Linked DNA regions of Homo sapiens: region 1 is linked to region 2. A link is an interaction called in ENCODE POLR2A ChIA-PET data of the cell type or tissue named here. Cell type or tissue: A673. All regions are shown on one strand.

What was found. Peaks named below come from ENCODE experiments on the same cell type or tissue, not always from the same donor. Only the 100,000 strongest peaks of a DNase experiment are listed, where the experiment ranks them.
Region 1: POLR2A ChIA-PET joins it to region 2 with 13 read pairs; 4 of 35 experiments call an interaction of 5 or more read pairs at or near these places.

What each region holds. Positions count from the first base shown.
Region 1 is chr21:14,367,188-14,375,187 of GRCh38, forward strand. HSPA13 (heat shock protein family A (Hsp70) member 13) reads right to left here. Exons shown (of 5, transcript NM_006948.5): 5 at 3,928-7,097. The coding sequence ends at 6,430. Among named protein-coding and RNA genes, the nearest start is that of HSPA13, 12 kb to the right of the region's middle. In A673, no CTCF peak of the experiment used is centred here; no DNase peak of the experiment used is centred here.
Region 2 is chr21:14,240,191-14,248,190 of GRCh38, forward strand. No RefSeq gene overlaps it. Among named protein-coding and RNA genes, the nearest start is that of RBM11, 28 kb to the left of the region's middle. In A673, no CTCF peak of the experiment used is centred here; a DNase peak (open chromatin) is centred at 3,501.

The DNA.
Region 1 (8,000 bases), 130 kb after region 2:
TACAGGAAGTAAGAACTTCTGGCTGTACTGTTATCGACATGTCACTAAATCTTCTTATGAAAAGGAAGGCTATTGGTAGTTCAAGTGTCTGCTATGCTGCTGAGTTAATGGGCCGAGGTAATGGGTCTGAACCATATAAAGAATTACTGGCTTCTGGATGATTGCTATCCAGGTAACCCAGGTTTCTCACTAGTTATTTTCAGAATGCCCAGTCTGAGCTTAGTTATCATTGTTGCCCAAAGGTAGTAACCTTTTGTTTATCTCAATAATGCTGCAAAAAGAGAAAAGGAATAGGCGTACAAGGAGAACGTAAAATAGATCATAAATAGAAAATTATTTTTGATAAATTTGCTTCAAACATTTAGAAAGAAAATAACACATATGCATTTTTTTGTGTGCCAAGGAAAGTGACATAGGATCAGTTTTTGAATTCATGTTTAAACAACTCAGATCTTCATTAATGCGCTTGTGGTGACTGGTTTATGGCCTTTTTAAACTCTGATGTACACAGTAGAAATAATGTGGTGATCAAGATGAAGACTAAGATGAATGATTTAGAATGCAAGACAATGGAGGGCAAAAGGAACTAGGCATAAATATGAGTACAGCTTCAGTCACCACTAATGCCCTGTGAACATCTGCTTCTGGCTTTCTGTCATGAGCATTTGTGCAACAATTTCCAGATTTTACAGAACATCTTACTGCTTGACCTATATTACCATATTGTTTATGATATTGGAGAGGTAACAAACAGGTATTATTAGTCATGATACATAAGGTCTTAAAAAGTGTTGTTTCATATATTCTGTTTGACTTTTTAGTTAATACAGGCAGGAGGAAAATCAGTTTTCTTTTATTCCATCTTGGGCAGAAGCAGAAGTCCAACAAAGGACAATGTGACCAAATGTTTAACTACGTAAGGGTCATAAATTGAAAAGTACAAGTATGAAAAGAAGTAAAACAAGAAGCGTAAACAACCACACGGCTTATTGTTCTCAGGTAGAAGGAAGTCCCAAAATAGAGAGTACAAAGTTGGTTAAGGTGGCTCCATATCACCTGGGCTGTACCTATCTTTGTTTCAAACATCCATAGCATGTTTGTTGCTTAGCAGTTGCAAACCCCTTGCTATCTCCAGTATCATGTCTGCATTCCAAGAAGGAGAAATGAATGGTGAGCAGATATTTGTACAATCCAGATGTATAAATTTAAAAAAAGCCCGAGTTTATACCTAGTGATTTATGCTTATATCTCATTGGCCAGAATTATGTCATAGAGCCATCCCTAGCTGCAAGGGAAGTTGGAAAATATAGTTTTTGAAGTAGGGATATTGCTGCTCCAAATAAAAGTGGGGTCCAGAAGTAAGCATGAATAGAATAAATATTGTGATAGCATTTAGCAGGATCTGCAACAACTACTCAAAGAACTTTTCAATCATGTCAAAATTATCTTATTAGTTTAGCAACTTGGGAGACAGAGGAAGGGTATTGATTACACCTAATAATTGAGACCCAGTTTCCAGTTTCCAACAGTCCATGTTAAGTAATTTAAGGTGAATGAACTCTTAACAGAAAAAAAATGTGTTTTTATCATATTAGCTTTACATACATACACATACACATACACACATATATATGTATACATATAATATATATAAAATAAGTTACAGAGTTACAAGTGTTAGAGCATTTGAAATTTTTTAGGTATTTTAGGTAGGCCAATTAATAGGTAATTCAATGAGGTATCAAACAAACTGCATTTATTCCTGCTTTAAAATCCAAATAACTTAATGTGAGGCAAATCGTTTGTAATTCTTGTCAAAACAAAGCAAATGCTTTACCAAAGCAATTTTTTTTTCATAGTTTGTCAGAAGAACTCTCAATAATTTACAGAAATTTTAGACCCATTGAATTAAGTTCTGATGATATTGGGGAATCTAACCTATTCGTGGCATCCTTAATAAACCCACATAAGGCCATGAGCGGTGGCTTATTCCTGTAATCCTAGAATTTGGGAGGCCGAGGCAGGTGGATCACCTGAAGTCAGGAGTTCGAGACCAGCCCAGCCAACATGGCAAAACCCTGTTTCTACTAAAAATACAAACATTAGCTGGATGTGGTGGCACGTGCTGTAATCCCAGCTACTCAGGAGGCTGAGGCAGGAGAATTGCTGTAACCTGGGAGGTGGAGGCTTCAGTGAACTGAGATCGCACCACTGCACTCCAGCCTGGGAGACAGAGCGATACTCCATCTCAATCAACCAATTAAAAAACTCACATAAAATTGACAGTCACTGAACTTTGTTCATTTCTGTATCTACCATATGTATTAATCGTTATCACTTTCTATGTGCCAGACACTTACAAAAACCAGGTGAAATAGGTGCTATTGATTTCATTTTGTATTTAAGAAATCTATACATTCTAAACCTGCTTGTTGAAAACGTAAAGGAATAACAAGCATAAATCTCCAATGTTAACATTAGCTGGTAAATAAGAGGTCTTACATGGATATTATCCAGGTTTGGTAACAGAACAGAAAAGGTACTATGGGATTGTATTCTGTAATGGGTAAGGCAGCACAGCACTGGGATTACAAGCATAGACTGGATTTGAATCCCGACTTTCTCACTTAATAGTTGTAATCCTGGGAAAACTGCCTAACACGTCTATGCCTTAATTTCCCTATTTGAAAATGCAGATAATAGTACCTACTCAAATGGTGGCTAGAACTAAACTAAATTGATTAGTATTAGTAAAGTTTTTAGAGCAGTGCCATAGTGAGAACTCTATTATCTGCTGTTGTGTAACAAATTAATCCAAAGTACTTTAAAAAAACAGAACTTTAAAATAACAGAAATGAATGATAATTCTTTGCCAAAACAAGAATTATGGAAGGCAAACTGTTTATAATTCTTGCCAAAACAAGAATTAAGGTCTCTCATGAGGTGGATTCAACTAGTCAACTGTGGCTGCATCATCTCAAGACTTACTAAGGCTGGAGGGTTCATTTCAAGAAGGCTGTCTCACATAGCTGGAAATTCGTGCCTCCTGTCAGTGGGGGGTACCTTTCTGCCTCCATGTGGCTCTCATCTTCTAGGGTGTCTTTCTACACCTGTATTCACCAGAACAGCCTTCTTCACATGGTCTTCTTTATGTGGCAGCTGGGATCCAAAAGAGAAAGCCAGCAAGAGGGTGCATCCAAGAAGGAAGCTGATCTTTTTTAAACCTAATTTCAGAAATGACATCCCAGCACTTCTGCCGTATTATTCATTAGCATTGAGTCATTATCTCTTGCCCAAATTCAAGAGAATAGGATTACCCAAGGATGTTAATTCCACAAGGTGGGATCATTGGGTCCCACATCAGAGGCTGCCTACCTCAGTGAGGCACTATCTGTTAATTAAGATAAATATGAAGTATTGCTGTATTTCCTCATATATTTGAGTCTCTCCAAGGTCAAGTATACCGTCATTACCTAAAGGCTCATCTTAGATTACATTAATCAAATGAGTTTCTTAAAGAAGCAAAACATAATATATTGTTTTTTTGTCCAAAGACTAATATAAACTTTGTTAGAGAAATATTTATTAACCATCAACCAAAGGAATCCTGTTATGCAGGATTATTTACTAACTAGCTAGATTAGGTTAGCTTAGTTTCTGGCTCCATCGTGGTCAGAAGCCATGAATTAGTATTTAGAATTCTGAAGATACTGTTCATATGCTACAAGTTGTCTTTTCTAAATTAGAGAAGCCAGTGGAAAGCATATAAGCAATAGAAAGGATATAGAGAAATGTACATTTCGGGAACAACTAGGCAACAGCTACTGAGATTGAGTGCCTTGGCATCAAATCAGTTCCATCCTCACTTTCTTATTTATATGCCTGAAAAGTATACTCCAGACTAGTCCTGAATGAAAAAGTACATAGTTTAAAAAACAAACTGCAAAATGGTATTTATTTACATTAAAACATGAATTGCCTGTATACACACAAATATAAGAGGAACAATCTGTTATGCACAATAACTGTAATATTTAGTACATGTTATACACAGCAGTATCTGTTAAGTCAGTGGTTTGAGTGAAAACACAGTACCAAAACATTCCTGATACAAAATAAGTTACTCATTCACATATTCTAATCATACAAGACACTTAATATTTTAAAAGTTACATACTTCAAATAACACTGGCTAAATGTACAACTAAAGTTTATTAATTTTTTTTATGAAAAGACTTCAGATTGTTATTCATAAATGATCCCTTTCAGGATGCATTATCTTTTAAATAAATAAACTAAATTGACTTCAAGACTATTTATAAATAGCCCACTAAAATATGATTGAAGACATTCCTTCATTTTATTAAAGGTGTAGCTATATACTAGAGAATATGCTCAACTACTGCCTCCAAATTCCAACACTGTCATTCTAATTTGCAAATAGGAATTATTTAAATTCCAACTTCAGGACATGAGATGAGCTGCCTGCCCTATTTTGTCAATTGTTTCCAAAAGCATTAACGGATTAAGAGACTGTCTTGAACATCTCAAACATTTGAGAAATTCAAGGTTTTCTTTATGTTTTAAGCTGATCCTATATATGGAGATTTTGAGATAAATTGGAACACTTTTAGAAGACCTTCACAAAGAATTTTTCAATTCTAAAATCTATTACAGATTTATATAAAGTCCAAGAGAACATGTGAAATATTTTCATAATGCAGTGAAGGATTCATCTTTGGCATTTCTCCATTCATTCTAAAATAAGATACTTCAACAAACATTTTATACTTTTCTATCTACCTACTATACATATTTTCTATACACAAAAGTATTTGATTGAAATTTGTGTTTTAACAGCAATTTCATTGCTAAGAATTTTTTTTTAGATATGAAAAATATTAGTAACATTCAGCTTTTTACTATGAGAAGCTGAAGTTTTGATGTTGTTGAAATGAATTTGCTCAGTTTCCTTTTTTGGTGACCAGCATTTCAACATCCTATCGAATTCAGCAATGGATAAAGCAGAGATACTTTACAATAAAAAACAAAAAAAGGTGATCAGGATATAATTTTTGAATAATATGAAGCATTCCTCTATTAAGGAAAATATGTATATATATATATAATCTGTATCCATATATCTTCAAATACAATGGGTATGACAGAAATCAAACTGTTATATTTTCTTTCTTGGTCCCTGTGGTTTTTCTTAAAGGAAACAAACAACAAAAACAAACAACTCTGCTCCAAATGCCGATTTGTAGAAACCTTGCCACAATGGCTTCCACATTAGATTTCCACGTTACTTCCAGTATTCACAAATTTTTTGCTTTCATTACAAACTAACCTAATGTTTGAAAAGAGTCCAAGTGTGATTATTTAAAAATAATAATAGAAAACAATAACACAGCTTTTATAATTGAGCACATTTTCCTCATTCAAAACTAAATATGAGGAAAAATCTCCGTAAAACGGAACCAAAACCATTTAGTAGCTCAATTCCATGCTATATTCCCCAGGGCTTACTGAAAATATAAACAAAGAAACAAATACAGTAGGTAATTGATGCTATTTGCCAATGTTTGCAAAGGTCTCGGATAACAAAAATAAGATAGCAATCATGGCTTTATTATGACATTAACACATTCTTCAAATGCAATTACCAATTTTATTCTCTAACCAAACAGAATAATGGAAATCCAAGCAGAGAATGATGTACAGGACATAAAGGAACTAGAATATAATTGGGTATTTCTATTATATGGTGCTGAAACATTTGAATACCTTTAGAAATAAAATAAATTCATCTATTAAACACATAAAACTCCTGGAGAATGCAGATTACAAGAATATGACACTTAACAGGATACTGAATTTGTGAATGTAAATTTGTTATATAATATGGCAGTTACTGAATATTACGTATGCAGCTTATGCTAATAATACTGCTATCTTCCAACCACTGTAAATACCTGACATCAACACGGTCCTTCAAGTATAGTTCAAATTATTAGTTACATGTGATAATACAAGTAATTACCAGCTCCTGCTAATACAATTTAGTAAGAACTGGGAATCTCATAACTGGCACTACTTAATGTTTATAGAATATAATGTTAAGTGCATATGGTTATCAACCTCCAGAATCCAGAAAATATAGTTATCCATACTCTTTTAAGAGAGTTGTACCTCAATTTTATCATTTTAGAGTATTTGTTAGAATAGGATCTCTCCAAAATCAAACAGGATCAATCTGGTCACGTCTAATCCTAAGACAAAACACTATGTAAAATTTTCCTGTATCTAAATGTTGCCCTCTAGGTAAATCTGTGATATTTTAGAGACTTTCTTTTGTGGAAAAGGTAATCTGATAAATGGGAAGAGATCATCAGACAAGTTCACAAATAACCATTATTTCTGCAGAATTCAGTTGAAGTTGGTTTTTTGTAAATGCTTATTGGGAATTTCTAAAGCACTGACTTGGAGAGGCCAAGAGCCTCCATCAATCCCTGCTTGGATAGCCACTCCCGTTACTACTGCTAGGTCAGGGTCTACAGATGTGTTGGGATCTTTTCCAAAGAACTCTTGAATGACTTGACGGATCCGAGGAATACGAGTGGAGCCCCCAACTAAAACCACCTCATCAATCTCAGTCTTTTCCAGGTGGCCTTCTTTCAATACTTGCTGAATGGGTACCAGTATTTTCTGAAAGAGGTCTTCATTAAGGGTATCAAAGAGTTTCCGTGATATTTCTGTTTCAAATAAAACCTGACTTTCTCCACTTTTCTTATCAGAAAGGCCACGTCCAAACCCACTGTTCACGCGATGGTCATCTGCTGAGGAAAGTTTGTCTTTTGGCAGTTCAGTGTCACTACTGTGAGGTTCCTTCCTGTCCTGCTCCTCCACCGTTAGTAATACTGACAACTGAGCAGATTGATGAAGAGTCAGATTTAATTTGACCATTTCCACAGCTTGTCTCAATCTGTGGATTTCCTCTTTCCTAGAGGGCACGAAGCCATATGTTTGATAGATCTGTTTATATAAGTACTGAAGCAATCTCTGATTGAAGTCCTGTCCTCCAAGTTTATTGTTTCCTGAGTGAAAAATAAAAGTTTAATATAGTTATGCATATATGTGTGTATGTATACACGTATGTTATTATGTATACGTAAAAATTATATTCTGGGAATAACAAATCCCTGTTTCATGTATCATTACAATTTTATTCATACAGAGACTGGTTAAAAATAACTGTGTTGCTGGGCATGGTGTCTCACACCTGTAATCCTAGAACTTTGGAAGGCTGAGGTGGGAGGGTTGCTTGAGGCCAGGAGTTGGAGACCAGACTGGGTAACATAGCAAGACCCTGCCTCTATAAAATAAATCAATAAATAAAAATTTAAAAAATAATGACTGGGTTAAAGCTATCTTAACCCAAATAAGTACTATTTAAAAACTAGTGCACATCAGGGTCAAAATTTTAAATTATATAAAAGGAAGTATCTCTTCACAATATCAAATAATTTTTCAGTAAATAGAGATTAAGAATACAGATTGGCTTATAAGTAGCTATTTAAAAACACTGAATGTCATTCTCAACAGAAGAAAGTGCTTCTTATAATGAAAAAGTAGGTATTTAATCTCTTTTTTTCCTTTCATTTTTTCTTGCCTGATTAGGACCTGAAAAGGTCTTTCTACTTTTCTACCTGAAAACTAGATAAATAATTTCAAAGGAAAAGAGTAGTGTAATATAATTTCCTGGTATTTAACTTGATTAGAAAAAGAGAAAAAAAAATGCAGAGGTTAGAATACCTGTAACTTACAACTCAACGTGTCAAACAGGTTGAATCCCTTAAGCTAAATTCGACAAAATAAAAACGTTTAAAAAAGGGTTTAGAATGCATAATCCTATCATTTCCTAGGGAAAAATACAATTAGACTTTCTAAAGACATCTACTTTATAAAACATATTAAATGAAATATACTGATCACCCTTC
Region 2 (8,000 bases):
TCTCGGTGTTTTTTATTCTAATCCATTCAACTATCTGGTTTTACAATACTGCATTGTTTTAATTACTCTAGCTTCCAAATAATGTACTATTTCCATAGGCTTTTTCATTTCCATAAAACATTTAAACTAATAAAGTTTTGTTGCAATTAAAATGTGTTTTTCTGCTTGTTTTATTTGATTGATGTAAAATACTTTAAATTCAATAACTTCTTACCAATAATTTTATAAAGAACCTGACAAAATAATCACTTTAAAGAGTTAACTTTGCTTTGAATTCCTGTCTCCTCTTTTCTAATGTAAGGTGAAAGATCTACAGTACTGGCAATTCATTTTAAAAATATATATGAAAAGACTGCCCTTCTGTGACAATATAATTCACACTTTTACCAATTTTACTAGTTTTCAGTAGACTTCAGGGTGAAGAGGATAAAACAGCATCCATACTTTTGAACATTTATGTAAATATATCATTAGAAATAAATAATAAAGGGAAATTTATTTCCAAATCACTCTCCTTTTTTCTTTTCTCACTTTTTTCTTCTCTCTCTCATCTTTGTTCAACTGATAGCTCTTGTAACACAGAAATTTATGTTTTATTATGCATATTCTTTACCAATTATAAAAATGGGCCAATCCTATTTCAAGTGGTATTGATACCTAATACTGAAAAAAGGGCTAAACGTCCCATAGTCTTTGAACATCTTTATGTTAAAAAGGTGTTGTACTACGTAGAGAGCTTTATTCTGTGACTCTGTGGCATCTGGAAACCAGGAAGAGCCTGCTCTGGAATTCATATAACATGGCCTCTGGCTGAAGAGTGGAAATACCAAGTCTTATTGGAGAGAGTCAAGGTGGTATAATTATTACAGGTAGACATGTGTATGCCCACTGTGTCTTAAGTGAACGTGTATGTGAAAAGGAGGAGGAACTGTAGCACATGGCAGAGTTATCTGTTCTCTCTAGGCTGCTAGATTTAAGAACACCAGAAACAGCAATCCGGCTTCAACTGAGAAATCTGCTGAGGAAGTTTTTTCTAGCTGAGACAAACATGAAGGCAGGAATGTTTTGTAGGTCTGCTATAGACTGAATGTTTGTGCCCCCACAAAATTCATATGTTGAAGCCAAATACTCAGTGTCATGGTATTTGGAGGTGAGGCCTTTGGAAAGTAATTAGGTCATGAGGATGGAGCTTCCATGAATGAGATTACTATCCTTATAAGAAGAGACATAAGAGAGCTTATTTCCTCTCTCTTTCTGATCTCCACCACGTGAAAATATAAGGCTGTCATCTGCAAACCAGGAAGTAGGCCCTCACCAGATACCAGATCTATCAGCACCTTGATCTTGGATTTCCCAGCCTTCAGAACTGTAAGAAGTAAATGTTTACTGTTTAAGCCAGGCAGATTGTGGTATATTTGTTATAGCAGACTGAACTGACTAAGATAAGGCCTAAGTAAATCTATAACAAAGCGTGTAGGCAGCAGGCTAAAAATGCCTTTGCATTTATGGAAGTAACATTCCTTGACAAAGCTCCCCTTTAGTGCAGCAATGAAATTTCAGAAAATGAAAATTAAGAGCATTTTCCGGATTGCAAAGATAGACATCCACCTTTGCAAATGTCTAGTCTTTGTAAGATAGTAGCAGTGTTTCAAATGACACTTGCAGAAAAAGAAGAGAATATGTTTGAGTGAATTTTCCCCAAAAATGTGGTAAATATGTTCATCAGAATAATTTTTCTACTAGGAAACATCCTTAAATGACTTTAAATTTGCAATTTATGTATCTATACAATGAGCACTGATTGCCTGGTATTAAATAGCCCTAACATTCTGTCAGAGCTGAAACCAGATTCTTACAATAGACTTGGCAATGCTAAATACTGGGTTCTGTAATAACAGCCCTCACAACTAGGAGTTGGCTTTTGACTAAATTGGCTGGTCAGTGCTATGAGATTCATGAGCGTCCTATTAGCTACGAACATTTGAAAAAAATGTAGCCAAAATATGGAATCAACCTAAGTGTCCATGAATGGAGGAATGAACAAAGAAAATGTGGTATATATGCACTCACACACACATGCACAATGGAATATTATTCAACCATAAAATAAAAAGAAATGTTATTTAAAACAACATGGATGAGCCTGGAAGACACTATGTTAAATGAAATAAGCCAGGCACAGAAAGAAAAATACTGCATGATCTCACTTCTGTGTGGAATCTAAAAGTTAAATTCATAGAAGAGAAGGGTAGGATGGGGGTTACCAGGGGTCACGGTGATGGGGGTATAGAGGAGAAATGAAAAAATATTGGTCAAATTGTACACAGTTTCAGTTAAGATCTCCACCCAAGATCTATTGTTCAACACGATGACTACAGTTAATACTAATGTACTGAATACTTGAAAATTGCTTACAGAGTAGATTTTAAATGTTGTCACCACAAAAAAAAATAGGTACATGTGGTGATGGATATGTTATGGGGCTTGATTTAATCATTCCACAATGTATACATATATCAAAACATCATGTTGCACCCCATAAATATATATGCTTTTAAAAAGAACAGAAACAAATTTACACTTGGGGATGAATTAACTCTCCTCTAAGAAATCACATACATTTTCAGTGATTTTGTACTGTGTGAATATAGCTAGGCTAGTGCTACATTTTCCAGAATTCTCTTCTTTGTAATTTCAGGCCAGGGCCAACCATAGGAGAAACGATAATTGGAACGGCCCCAAAGCAGCCACCACTAGGCTTTATAGTTCTATGCAGGGCATCAGGCAGTATTGCAGTGCAAAGAACTTTGTTACTGGTCTGCTGGCTCATGTTGTTGGTGTGGGTCAGGAGGCAAGCCCACAGAGCCTCCACATCCCGTGGATCTCCCAGTTTAGCTTTTCTGAGTCCTGAAGCAGGCATGTGTACAGTTCTGTAGTAAACACAGCAGCTACGCATACAAATCACTCACATCATCATGGTTGGATATTTTGAGAAGTGGGTATGGTTTCCAGTTTGTCCTAGGTCACTGATCACGTGTGTGTGTGTGTGTGTGTGTGTGTGTGTGTGTGTGTTTCCACTTCTGGCCCTATTGATCTATAGCAACTTCAGGCTGCCCACCAAATGCAGTGGTAACATTCTTCTATGATTCGTCTACCCTATATTAAATCCTGATTCCTTATCATTCATGGTAAGTCTTCTTCCCTGGTTGTAACCTATAAAGTTGGGTGCCTGGAATGAAGGTGTTACCACAACAAAAACCCAAGCCCATTGGCTCTGGGACAAGATAGCAAGAAGAAGATGAAAAGGACTTGAGAAGACCTTTAAAGCTGGAAGGGGCTTCACGAGACAATGAGGATGCCAAAAATATTGAGGATATTGTTATTGGAAAGTTCAGTCACACAGCTCCCTGTTGTAATATGGAAATTAAATAGGATATCTAGCACACTTTTTGATTTAGTTGGAGAGCTTTGCAGACAGAATAAGAAAAATGCCCCCAGGCTTTTTCTAGCTTCCTGTAATTAAGTACAACATTGGTTGGGGGAGAGAGGCTAGGAAAGAAAGAGAGAAACTGTTCCATTTTAATTTATATTTTAGGAATTTAGAAGAAATATAAAGGACCCAGAGATTGTTGGATTTGAAAAGAAAATGTTTATTCATCCCCAGTTATTGCAAGCAAAAATTCTCAAAAAGAAAAGAAACAGCTTCAGCAAATATAAAATCCAGCACACTAAAAGAAACTCAGGATAAAAATCACAAGTATGTGGCTGCTATAAATCATTTAGTTGAGACCTCAAAAACTGTAAGGATGAAACGGGAGAGTTCCCTGATCCCCCTCACTGGACATGTGACAGGGGTGTGGCTTGCCTGTTCAGTTGAGCTATTTGATTGCAAAACATGGCCATTCTGTGTGGAGGAGGACCCAGAGGTCAGAATCAATAGCACAGAAGGCAGTAACAAGAAACAAGGGGAATCATTTCCAGGAAGCAGACCTGTTCCCAACCCTGAATGTCAGAATTACTAATAACCAATAACAGCCGTGCCTCTGTATTCCCTCCACTTGTGAACTGGAGTTTCTACTGCACTTACCTTTCTTCATCTCACCATTGTGTGGAATTACAAAAAGTCTTTTTAGTTCACAGCTTATCAGATACAGAGGAACAAGGGCCAATTGGCCAGAACACCTCATCCATACCTGGATCTGAATTAGATGATAGCCCCTTGAAACCTGGCCTAAGAAAGGTGCTATAATGCAATGAGAACTTCACAAGACTCATGGGAAGGGTTAAATGTATTTTGTGTATGGTCAGAGGGAAGGCAATGGCTCATTAAAGATGACCATAAATTCTTTGACATTCATCTCATGTACTTATGGGGTATACATGCCTTCTCCTTGAACCTAAATGGGCTCTTTGACTGCTTTGGCAAATAAAACACAGCCAAAATGATGTTATGTCAGTCCCTGGGCCCAGGACTTAAGAGATGAACATTTTCATTTTGTGTCTTGGAATACTTGCCTTTGTAGTCTTGAGTCTTCACATAAGAAGTACAATTATCTTGCTAGAAGGACCATTTGGAGAAGTTCTAAGACTACATGGACAGGGAAAAAGCCCAGATGAGCCCAACCTTCCAACAATTCCTGCTATGGCTAGGCCTGTGAGTGAACCTATTTTGGATCTCTGAATCAGCTCACCAGCTGAATATTACCACATGATGCCCATCAACATCACAGGGAGCAAATCATGAGATATAATTTTTTTTTGTGTGTGTGTAAATAAATAAGGCTTGGGGTAATTTACTACACTGAAATAGATAACTGAAATTATATCTCAATGTTAGGCATCCCAGGCTTCAGCTGCTGGGACATGGAAAAAAAGCCATCCTTATCATTTTATTATGGCAAAGGCAAAGCACTTCCCCTTTTCTTGGCCTTCATGGCAGTGAGTTGGCCTCAAGGTATAGCTATTCTTTGCTTCCCATACTGTAAATCTTACCAGCACCATTCTTACTGGGTTAGTAAGCTTTTTAAACTTTGGAATCCAATAATTGGAAGCCATTTGTATTTCATACCCAGATACATCCCCCTCCCAAGCTTTATCAGCAATAATTGTGTTTTGGCCTCCATCTACACTCTTTTGTTGTATTTCTCTTACCTTCAGAACTCAGGTAGATATGGGAGTAGGGAAAGGAGTATTTCCTTCATCCCCTTCTAAACTTCATCAACGTGTAGTATTTCTGCCAAGCCCAACATTCAGAATTTTAATGCAATCAGATTAGCTTTATTTGCTTTTAAAAGGCAGTAAGAAGAAAGGAAAGAACTGATTTATTTGTCATGTTCCATTAACCAACTCTAATAACTTTCTATATGCTCCCTAAACAATTTAAATGCATTTCTGCAAATTGACCTGCCTTTAATCTCTTTGATACATATCTGTTAACTGGGAGGTTTATATCTACATAGACACCTATACCTCCCTGTATTTAAAGGGTGAGTAAAATTATACAGCTTTAATACTTATTTTGTAAATTTATTTACCTCTCATTTCATTTTAAACATAAAAATTCCATTTAGTCATATGCTATATCCATAAACCAATATGTTTTAAACTTAGTCTGAAAAAGTCATAGGAAATAATTTACATTAAAGCTGTTCTAAGAATTCACAACTTCTGCTTATTGTTGGCTTTTGGTTTCCTCTCAGAGTTGGCCATCTGGGTAGCTATTTCTTGGACTTCTTCCCTCACACCTATGCTCCAGCTACCACAAGGCACATAACCTGGAAAGCTTCAAACCTGGTTTAATCTTCTTAGGTGAAGTAAGATTACAAAAGCACTGTTTATCTCACTAAAAACCTTTCATTTGGATTACTTGGGAGTTCCTTCCAAAGGGACATGTGTGTAATGACAAGACATCCCTTTCTTTGGTCTCCATGCTTTCTTCAGCAGGGGTCAAGGAGAGCTCCATATCTCTGTGTTCTGGTGAGAGACTCACCACTCTCTCTTCTCCCAACTCTAACCCCTGTGCTCAAAGCTTCTTCATCACTATTTCCCTTAAGACCATTAAGATCAATCTTATTATGCTGTTTGTCTTTATTTACCTCAACCACTACTAAAAACACAGGTCATCCCTCATTTCCCATACCATAGGCACCATTAGGTATGTGAACATCCCTATGCAGATTTCATATCCCACCCGTTCCCATTTTGGAGCTTTTCTGCTATGTTTTATGAACTCACAGTCATTCAACAGCAAAATCCTCTGTGTCCTTAACTTATTTTCTTACCTTCCTAGTCTGAAACTAGATTCTCTCCTAAAGACACTTGTTCCTTTGCAGCTTTCTTGAGTAATAACTGTTTTCTCTTATACCCTCCTCATACAACTTGGCCTGGAGGAAAGAAAGTTGCCTCTTTGCTCAACATTGCTACTTCCAGATCATGCTCCTTCTTCCCTGCCATTGCGATATATTACTATCACCAGCCATGCCTCCTCATTGTACCATTCATAGTGCTCTCATGTCTTGAATTTAACACCTGGCTCACTGTCAGTCTTTTCAACACTGTTCCTGCCAAAATTCTCAGTGATTTCAAGTATAAGACCTAGTTGATCCTTCCAAATCACTGGATCTTTGATTTCCTAAACTTTTCTCTAATGATTTCAACTCTTACCCTATCTAATACATTCACTTTCATCATTGTATGTAAGACTTGGCCCCATCAACAAAAAATGCAACTTCTCCATATTTAAATTTCAAGAATCCCACTCTTCGCTGACCACCTCCTATTTTTCCACTAACAGATATGGACAAGAACAAGACAGAGTTTGTGAGAGCTGATATGATCATGTTTTAAACCCTAGGCTAAGGCAGCCTAAAGAAACTGCATTTCATAAAATTGTTTTATTACTTTATTTTCAGAAATTTGAATATTTTTCACCTCTGTGTGTAATACTATATTAGACATCTTTGTGCAAATTGTTGATTTGTGTATGTATTACATAACAACATACATCTCCAAGAGTTAATGGATGCAGAAGGATTCATTTTAGTACTCCTAGTATATTATTTGAAAGTGGTTAGCTGGTTAGCTTTGATCTAAAGAGTTATGATTATGATGAGTGCTGGAGAGATAAAATACTTATTTTTCCCTCTATAATTCAGTATTGTTTGAACTTTTAAATAAGAACCATCATATATGAGTCAGTTATGTAACTAAAAGCTTTCAGTTTTGAAAATAGCAAGTAATATTAACCAGTGATTCACAAAAGAAAAAAAAACTATCAATGGATATATAAGAAAAAATGTCCCAAAGATGAAGTCTGAAGCCAGTATGAATATTCTTTTATTCTTTGTATCAAATTAATTATTCTACCTTCATAATTTTAGAATTTTTCTCAATACTTGTATTAGTTTGTCCTCGCACTGCTATAAATAAGTATCCAAAACTGAGTAATTTATAAAGAAAAGAGGTTTAATTGGTTAATGGTTCCAAAGGCTGTAGAGAAAGCAGGATGCTGGCATCTGCTCAGCTTCTGGGGAGGCCTTAGGAAACTTACAATCATGGCAGAAGGTGAAGCAGGAGCGTCACATGGCAGGAGCAGGAGGAAGAGAGAGAGAGTGGGGAGGCTCTACACACTTTTCAACAACTAGATCTCCTGAGAACTCACTATAGAATACCAAGGGACGGTGGTGCTAAACCATTAAGAAGAAATCACACGCTCATGATCCAATCACCTCCCGCCAGGCCCCACCTCCAACAGTGGGGATTACAATTCAACCTGAGATTTGGATAGGGACACAGACCCAAACCCTATCAATACTATTGCCATCTTATTTATAGAATATTTAAAATGTGACATTCTTCTCATTGATTTTACCTGAAATACACTTCATTCTTCTAAATTGGCCTTTTTTTCCACTTATGGGATATACAAGAACACTCTTTTTCTCATCCATCTCTTTTTAAATTACATCTTATTCACTTTCATACCAACCTGTTCTTTCTTT